Linked DNA regions of Homo sapiens: region 2 is linked to region 1. The links are chromatin loops, found by intact Hi-C in ENCODE. Cell type or tissue: Calu3. All regions are shown on one strand.

Region 1 (5,000 bases):
TCAAATATTAGAACAAAAGTCAATGTCTTTCAAAAAGAAAAGTCAAATAGATTACAAGGAATCAGAATGAATAAGAAGTAAAAAGATATTTGTGATATAGTGAAAGAATGTGTTTTTTTTTTTCTCAAGGGAGGGGGTGAAAATGCAATTTGAAACTCTTGGTTTAAATTTGTGTTTAAAAACGCCATGGGTTAAATATAAAATACATTTAAAATGGGGAATAAGTTTGAGATATTAAACATTGACATATTATCCATTGGATCATTTTTAGTTTTTGAGGATTTGGGTTTTTTTTTTTTTGAGTTCTGTTTGTACAGATTGACATATCATAACTTCTGTTCTTTCTTCAAGGTCTTCCAAAGGACAAGATACTTAAAAATTTTCAAATAGAATAAAACTCATTCTATTTTGCAATTCTGTTTTGCAGTATGGATCCATTGGAATCTTTTATAAGTATAAGCTACATTATGGGACCTTTAATGATCCTATTTTTCCTCTTTCTTGAAGTATTTTACAATTTCTTCACCCTAGGAATTATTTTAACAATTATTTGCAAGAGTGCTGAAGATGACTAAAACAATAAGAAAGCAGAAAAATGATGGAATCATTGAGAAGGTTGATGTAATAATAAAGTAAATAATCACTATTCTCTTATTCTTTAGTTTTCTTATTGTGTTGCCTAAAGTATTGCATCATTTAAGAAGGTGTAAAAGAAGTCTAAAGGCACAATCTTTAGGTTTGTTTGTTACAGCTTTCATTGAACAAAAATGAGAATTCAGAATTTTTCACTTTCTACTATAATGGCAAAGAGAATAATTGACAGAGAAGACTTTTCACAATTATTAGACAAATCAGAAGATCAGTGCAAAGAGCCAAATAGAAGCACTGTAGGCCGTAATGATGTGGGTGAAATTAATAATATAAGTGAAATCTCAAGACTGAGTCTTTGGATGATGATACTCTAGATCTTCTCAAACACCTTAATTTTGATGAGTGAGCAATCTGTTTTTAAGGACAAAAAAGAAACAGGTATTCTCTTCCAGTTAATCATTCTGCAGCAAGGACTCTATCATGTAGTAGTTTTCAGCAAGAATCTGGACCATCTCTTTTAGCTAAACGAATGCATGACCCTATTTCATTCATCTTTTATGATGCTTGTTTATCAGCATTGACTTCATACTGCTTTTAAGTGGAGAAATGCTGAAGGCTGGTATGAATATAAAAGTGATTAAAAGGAAATAGATTATGCAGAAGTAGAAAAATTCATTGGATTCATCATTGTAATTGGTGTTTATAAATCTAAAATTGAAAATGTTTTGCAGTCATGGACCAAAGAAGATAACTGTTCTCTTTTCAACACAATTGGGAGCCATCAGTGGTTTTAGAAGTGTTGCAATTTGACAGAACAAATGCAAGAAAGAAGAACTAGATTAATAAGCTAGCGCCTGTTAGAAATATTTTTTGAAATCTGAAATCAATATTTATAAGATAAATATGTTCCAAGTTCACCAAAAGCAGTAGATGAGCAGTTAGTTGCATCCAAAAGATGTTACCCATTTCAGGTATAGATGCCTTCAAGTCCAGGAATAGTTTTGGGTTATCATTAAAATGAAAATTTAGAGTGAAGTTTTTTTACAATTTAATTATTCCTCTGCAAAGTTTTGCTAAGATGACTTAAATATAAAAGATTGAAAAGATTCGTTGTATCTAGATTGTAAGTGATAATGCCTGTTTTTCCTTAATGGAAGCATTAAAAAAAAAAAAAAAAAGAAAAGAAAAAAGAAAAAAAAGGATTCCATTTGAACTAGGAACATTCTCTTTGAGTAGCCCAAAGGAGAAAAGGAAGTATTAATGATAATACATATTTCTTGACTCTTCAGTGTGTATTGTTTAGCCAATAATGTTGTTGCTTATGTGCTTTCAACTTTAAAATCAACCAGTAAATAAAGCATGAAAAAGTCAATTACGGTTATAGAAAAGGATGCTAATGTACTAGATTATGCAAAGAAAAAGTTGGTAATGGAAATTAGGAAGTAGAAGCAGCAGAGGGAACAGTGGTAGAATGAAGGGTTAAATTGCTTATGTCCTTATTTCTAGCAGATCAAGAAATAGTATTTGGAATGGCACAAAGAAAGACTTGTTATTTTTTAATTATAAAAGGCGAGTGAAATAATTCTTTAAACTGTGATAAAATACGCATATTATAAAATTTACAGTTTTAAAGAGTTAATTTGGTGGAGTTAAGTATGGTCGCAATGTTTTACAACTGTTAACCGCTATCTAGATTCAGAACCTTTTCATCATGCCAGAAGAAAACCCTGTACACATTAAGCAGTCACTCCCCAGTTTTCCTCTTCCCCTAGTCCCTGGCAACCACTCACTAATCTGCTATCTCTATGGATTTGCCTATTCTAGATATTTCATATAAATGAAATGATATAATATGGGACCTTTTGTATCTGTCTTTTTTCACTTAGCATAATGTTTTCAAGGTTTATTCATGTTGTAGCATGTGTTAGTACTTCATTCCTTTTTGTGGCTAAAGTAATACTCCATTGCATGGATGTCACAATTTTACATTTATCAGTTGATGAATATTTGGCCTGTTTCCATCTTTTGGCTATCGTGAATAGTGTTGCCGTGAACATTCATGTATGAGTTTTTGTTTGAACATTTGTAGTTATCTGTATTTTATAGATGAGGACAGTAAACTACAGAGCTAGATTAGTAAGTAGCCCAGGATCACACAAGTAAGAGATGGTGAAGCCAGGGATACAAATCCAGGCAATTTGATGTCAGAACCTACATTTTTTAACCACTGTGCTTAACCTGGCAGCTACTAGGTATCCAGTAAATGTTAACTTTCTCTTCCTTTTGAGAAGTTTATTTTTTAGGTATTGACTATATTAATTTTGCGTTTTATTAAGCTTTAAGTAACATCCAATTTAAATTTTGCTGTGAGTGCTGTTTAACCTACATTTTAATACTTTGTATATGTTGGTTATAGTTTGGCTGTAGCAGCAATTCCTGAAGGTCTCCCCATTGTGGTCACAGTGACGCTAGCTCTTGGTGTTATGAGAATGGTGAAGAAAAGGGCCATTGTGAAAAAGCTGCCTATTGTTGAAACTCTGGGTAAGTCTGTGTTAAGAGCATTCTTATGCAATGATGCGTAAGTTTATGTCAATAGTGAATCATCTCAGAGTTTTACAGTTTTTATCTTAGAGATTTGCATAATGATGTTTGGCTTATGGCAAAATTGGATATGGTTTTAACAACCAAAAAAGGCAATTAAAAATTCCTATCCCTTAGGTGAGGGGACTTGAAGAGAAATCTTTCTACATCATGTTCTAATGCACAAATCATGTTAAGAAAATCCATACAACAACTGAAATCTTGGAGTAAAATTAATAGAATTTTTTTCTTGTGACATGTCAAAGAAGATAATGTATTATTACAGATCCCAAATGTCATACTTGAGTTGAATTTGCCTGTAAGAACAGTAAATTTACAGTAGTTATATTGCTGTAACAAAACTTTATGTGCAATATGCTTTGAAACTCCAAAAATGTACTGAATTTAATTTCTAGTTTGTATTTTAATATCTTCTCCATATATGAGAAGCTGAAATACCTTGAAAAATCCTGATTGAAGAAATTATACGGGTTTATATTTAGAAACTCTCCAAACTTTCTAGAAAAGATGTTATATAAGATCATTACATAAAGCTAATGTGAAGTAGCTTTGTAGAAACTAACTGTATATAAATAAGAACATGTCATCATCTAATTTTTATTTTTAATTTCAGAAACTGTACCTTATGCTGAAACAAGCATAATGAGAGAAGTTAATCTAAAATTAACAATGAGTTTGATTTCTATAAAATTCAGAGAAGTAGGACAGGATTCTAGTCTTTGATTTGTTTTTTAAGTGAACCTATATTTCTCCTTGATTCTTTTGGTGACTTGTAATGATTTAATTCTTTAGGCTGCTGTAATGTGATTTGTTCAGATAAAACTGGAACACTGACGAAGAATGAAATGACTGTTACTCACATATTTACTTCAGATGGTCTGCATGCTGAGGTACTCTATAGGTTTTTAAAAACAAACAAAAACAGTATCCCTTTAAGAAACTTGGTGTTTAACATTCCTAACAGTTCCAGTGTCTTACCTTCAAAAGGGCTGTAAATTAGTAGTGGAGTTATTTTCTCTCTCTGTGATTTTACCAAGTCTTTGTCTCATTCCACTTGTACACTTGTTCAATCCAAAAACTTTGATTCCTCCTTGACATCTCTCTTTCAGTCACCCCTTCATCTATCCATAATCAAATCCTACCAATTTTGACTTCCTAAAGAATTTTCCCAGCCATCTACTTTATAGCCAGCTTCTTTAAGTTACCGCCATTTCTCACCTGCCATTCTGATAAAGCTTTTTGACTGGTCTTTTTCCATTCTTGATGCCCTCACTCCATAAGCAGTTTGAGGGATCTTTTTAGAACCAAATTTTAAGCATGTCACTCCATAAATTAAGGTACTCCAATGGTTTTCCATTGTGATCAGGATCCTGAACTGTGGCGTCTCAAAGCCGTACATGTTCTGTCCCTTATTTTCTCCTCTACCCTTATATGCTACCCTTTGCTTTCTGTGCACCAAGTATACTGGCTTTATAGTTCTTTCGATGTGACACAATTATTCCTACTTTAAGAACTTTGCTGCCTTTGTCACTGTTTAGGATAGTCTAATGCCTCTTCATCCTTTGCACCTTAATTCCAACCCACTTCTTCAGAACACCCAGAAGTGGCCCTATGTTATATGTTGTCTTAGCATTTCATACCTCTTAGTCCTTATCTTAGGTAAAATTTTCTGTCCCTTTTCCCCATTATAAGAGAGCAGGAGCTATATTGCCTAGCACACAGCCTGCTTCATAGTAATAAATACTCGATAAATGAATGAATGAATGAATCACTTTATTTTAACAATTATATATTGATACATTGTCTCT
Region 2 (5,000 bases), 260 kb before region 1:
GCAACCCCCACCTCCCGGGTTCAAGCAGTTCTCCCACCTCAGCCTCCCGAGTAGCTGGGACTACAGGCGTGTGCCACCACGCCTGGCAAAATTTTTTTGTATTTTTAGTAGAGTCATGGTTTTGCCATGTTGGCCAGGCTAGTCTCGAACTCCTGATCTCAGGTGATCCACCGCCTCAGCCTCCCAAAGTGCTTGGGATTACAGGCATGAGCCACTGCGCATGGCCTAGCTCTTTCTTAGGTACTATTTGCATGGTTTATCTTTTCAATTCTTTTACTTTCAGTCTATTTATGTCTTTAAATCTAAAGTGTGTCTATCATACATAGCATACAGTTGGATCATGTTTTTTCACCCCTTCTACCAACTCTGCCTTGTGATTACATTTATAAGTTGTGATTGCTCTGAGAATACAATGAACACCTTAAAATAATCAAATTAATACCAACTTAATTTCAGTAATACATAAAAACTTTGCTCTAATATGTCTCTTCCCTCCTCCCTCATATGTATAACTATTGTCATACAAATTACATATCTACATGTCATAAGCCCATTGACACAGTCTTCTAATTATCTCTTCATGCAGTCATCTTTCAAAATCAGATAGCAGGTAAAAAGAGTTACAAACAAAAATAATTTGTACTTTTATATTTACTTATGTTATCTTTACTGGTGCTCTTCATCTCTTTATATGGATTGAAGTTACTGTATCATATTCTTTCATTTCAGCATAAAGGACTCCCTTTAGTATTTCTTTTAGGGAAAATCTGCTGGCAATAAATTCCCTCTTTTTATTTATCTTGAAATTCTTAATTTCTCCTTGGTTTCTGAAGGACAATTTTACTGCCACAGAATTATTGGTTGACAGTCTTTTCCTTTCAACACACTGACTTCTGGCCTCTATCATTTCTGACTTAAAAATCAACTGTTAATTTTATAGAACATCCCTTGTATGTGATGAGTCACTTTTCTCTCTCTGCTTTCAAAATTCTGTCTTTGTCTTCCAACAGTTTATGATGTGTCCAGGTATGGCTCCCTTGATTTTGTCCTATTTAGAATTCATTGAATTCTTGGGTGTGCAGATTAATGTTTTCCATCAAACATGAAAAGTTCTCAGCCATTATTTCTTCAAATATTCTTTCTGTCCCCTTTTCTCTCTCCTCTCCTACTGGAACTTTTATTATGCATGTGTGAGAATGCTTGATAGTGCACCACAGGTCTCTAAGGCTCTATTCATTTTTCTTTATTCTTTTCTTCTTTGTACCTCTGACTGGATAATACCAACCATCTTCAAATTCTCTGATTTTTTGCTCTTATCAGTGGAAATCTGCTATTGAAGTTCTCCAGCAAATTTTCTGTTATTATACTTTTCAGTTCCAGAATTTCTATTTTATGATTTCTATCTCTTTATTGATATTGTCTATTTGGTTAGACACTGTTCTCATACTTTCCTTTAAATATTTAGACATGGTTTTAGTTCTTTGCACATATTTTTAATAGCTGATTTAAAATCTATGTCTAGTAAGGTTTTTTCCTAGGTATAAGCCATCCTTACTTGTTTCTTTGCCTAACTTGTAATCTTTTGTTCAAAACTGTGCATTCAAAATTAATATAACGTGTCAATTTTGGAAATAAGATTCCAAAGTGTTGCTATTTGTTTAATGACTTTCCTCCACTAATTCTATAAAGTCTGTATTCCTTGTCATATGTGGCCACTGAAGTCTCTGTTCAGTTAGGTAAGTGATCACCTAATAACTGGCAGGTATTTCTTTCAATGCCTTGAACAATTAAGTGAGGGTTTTGTTTGTGTTGTGGCACACCTTCAACACTCCATCAAGCATTTTACATCTCTGCTTTAGCCTTCAGTTCTTGCTTGCACAGAGTCTCAAAGCCAGCCAGACATGAGAATTTGGTCTTTTCAGTTTCTTCCTGGGTATGTGCACAACTCTACACATACATGTGGTCTTATAAGGACCCAAGAATAGATCAAAACTTTTCAAAGGCCCATATGGACATCTCATTACCCAGTTCTTCCTTTTAAGCTTTCTGTCAGCCTGCTGATGCCACCTCAAGATGACTGCTATGTTAAATAAATGGTGCTGATTAGTTTCAACAAGTGCCCTGTGAGTAAGAGTTTTCTCAAAGAACAAGGTATGGGCCAAGTCAAATAAAGATGGGCCCTGAAAACAGAACTTTTCAGCCAGCTGGCACAGAGGTCAAATAGTGACAATTCTCTGGAGATGTGCTTTTGGGGAGCTCCAATGCCATTATGACCCCTCCACTGTCTACTAAGGGGCTAGTTTTCATAACTACCATAGTTGTGAGGCTGTTTTTCCAGACTACCACAGAGCTGGTAAAGGGGGATAAGATTACAGTAAGTTAAGGACGACATGGCTCACTATTCTTACTGAGAGTCAGGTGTTTTTCTTGAATCCACTTTAGATTGCTGAAAGGTGTTAGCTGATTTCCAAAGTTCTCAGAAAATTGACTTTGACAGTCTTTGCCAGTATTCTCATTGCTTTATGGAGGAACAGATTTTTGGAGGTCCTTACTCTGCCATTCCAAAATAGAAACCCCATATGCTTTTCTTAAACCTAATTTTAAAAAACACAATTATCAATGTTTTTCATTGATAACTGCTGCTGAACTTTTAGTTTGCTCCTAATTTTTTGCTATTATAAAGAAAGTCAATCTGAACAGTCTTGAAACTAAATCTGAGTTGATTCTTAGTTACTTCCTTAGGATATGTACATCATAAAGGCTTGTGATACATATATTGTAAAAAAACCTCCAGGAAAGAGGTATCAATTGCATTCCACCAGAGGGCACTATATGAGAGTGCATCAATGGCATTATGAGGTTTTCATGCTAGTAGGGTTTTTGTCTCACTGAGAGAGGCCTACATATTCTTTTCATAAGTTTTCTCTTTCATTGTAGTTTATAATATTAACTTAAATGGTTTCTTCTCTTTCCCTTTCTTGCCCCTCTCTTCCTGTTCCAAAAATTTAACTTCCTAAGATTCAGACATCAGGCTTTTGTTGCCCTTCATATTCCCTTTACTTCATAGCCACTCAAAAACGCTGACTTTCAACACTACCAGTGACTCCAAAACATGTAACCCTAACATTGACAACTTTCTTTTGTACTGCTCATATTGTTTTAAGTTTTCACTGTGATAGAACTCCATTTAGATATTTTACTACCACCCCAATTTCAACGAATACCAAATGCATCCATCTCCCCTAAAATTGAGAAGCTGAATGAGCCAGAAATAAGGTAGCACAAGAAGAAAACATAGAAAATATAATTTAGAATACTATAAACAAATAAGTTGAAAAAGCTGTGCAAAAGTTTAGAAAAACAGCAATTTTTCAAGAACTAGTCCCAAAGAGACAAACTGAAAGTTTAACTCAAATAAGAAAAAAGAAAATGGCAGAGCCAAGATCTAGGTAGTCCAAATCACCAGTCATAATTCAGTAAGAAAATCAGGACTGGGAACTGAATGGTCTGCCAACATCACTCATGGGGGAAACTCCTCTTAGTCAGAATGTACTAGTAACATTTCCTAAGAAAACACATTAGCTTTGCTGTTCTTTCCCTGCCACCAGCTGTTTCCCACTTGGCTCTGGCAATAAGAATTGCTTCCTTCTCCCCTCACCAGTCAATAAAGGCATGTGATAAGGGCGACACACTGCATTTTCTTACCCTCTTTCCCAAGCCAAGGCCCATGGCTGGCCACAAACGAGAGCAGGTGTTACAGCAAAGCAAAAGAGTAACTGCATTCAGAGGAGATCCAGTCTCCTAACCATACAGACTTCCCAAATTCTATAAAGTCAGCTAAATTACCAAAATTTGGGGGATATTATCTGAAATGTGATACCAAAATACCACTGTCTAAAGCATGACACTGGGATACAGAAGGTATGACTGTAATAAAAATCACTTGAGAACTAACAAGCAGGGTTTTTGCAATTTACCATCCTAATAAAGGGGACAATGAATCCAACTGATAATAACAAAGAACCACTTGGAAAACAATTATCTGAAGAGGTACTTAAAATGCTAATTAAAATGCTAAGAATGGGCTGGGTGCGGTGGCTCACACCCGTAAACTCAGCACTTTGGGAGGCTGAGGCGGGCGGATCACTTGAGGTCAGGAGTTCAAGACCAACCTGGCCAACAATGGCAAAACCCCTCTCTGCTAAAAAGACAAAAATTAGCCAGATGTGGTGGCACACGCCTGTAGTCCCAGCTACTTTGGAGGCTGAGGCAGGAGAATCACTTGAACCCAGGAGGCGGTGGTTGCAGTGAGCCAGGATCGTGCCACTGTACTCCATCCTGGGCAACAGAGCGAGACTGTCTCAAAAAAAAAAAAAGGCTAAGAATGGTTAGGAAAAAATCAAAAGAATGGTAGTAGCAGGGGAAGGAAAGAGCAGGGATTTAAAAGAAAGGAATAGAAGGGAACCTCCTGGTATGATGGTCAAATTTTGCATCTTGAGAGGGATTCAGGATACAGTGGTATTATTTGTCAGAACTCATGGAATGGTTCATTTAAGATCTGTGTACTTCATAGCATACAAATTTTATATCAAGAAGAAAAAAGAGCTATAAATATTGAAATCCTGTTAATGATGCGCATGCTGAACTTTTTAGAGGGCACATACTGATGTCTGTATCTTATTTTGAAATCATTAAAAAAAAATGGGGCCAGGTAGTAGCTCACACTTGTATCCCAGCATTTTGGGAGACTTGAGAGGGTAGGATCACTTGAAGTCAGGAGTTCAAGACCAGCCTGGGCAATGTGGCGAGACCCCATTTCTCAAGTAAAAAAAAAAATTTTTTTAATTAGCTGGGTGTGGTGGCATGCGCCTGTAGTCCTAGTTACCTGAGAGGCTGAGGCGGGAGGATTGCTTGAAACCCAGGAGTGCAAGGTTACAGTGAGCTATGATCAGGCCACTGCACTCCAGCCTGGGCAAAAAGAGACCCTGTCTCTAAGAAAT

Evidence for each region. Peaks named below come from ENCODE experiments on the same cell type or tissue, not always from the same donor. Only the 100,000 strongest peaks of a DNase experiment are listed, where the experiment ranks them.
Region 2: a loop joins it to region 1, with 2.2 times the contacts of the local background. A loop is called at or near these places in 1 of 110 quality-filtered maps.

Annotation. Positions count from the first base shown.
Region 1 is chr3:130,960,964-130,965,963 of GRCh38, forward strand. It overlaps ATP2C1 (ATPase secretory pathway Ca2+ transporting 1), which reads left to right. Exons shown (of 28, transcript NM_001378687.1): 13 at 3,008-3,132; 14 at 3,985-4,082. Among named protein-coding and RNA genes, the nearest start is that of ASTE1, 63 kb to the right of the region's middle. In Calu3, no CTCF peak of the experiment used is centred here; a DNase peak (open chromatin) is centred at 3,078.
Region 2 is chr3:130,697,147-130,702,146 of GRCh38, forward strand. All of the region lies in intron 13 of PIK3R4 (phosphoinositide-3-kinase regulatory subunit 4), which reads right to left. Among named protein-coding and RNA genes, the nearest start is that of PIK3R4, 47 kb to the right of the region's middle. In Calu3, a CTCF peak has its summit at 2,818 (motif pointing right); a DNase peak (open chromatin) is centred at 2,835.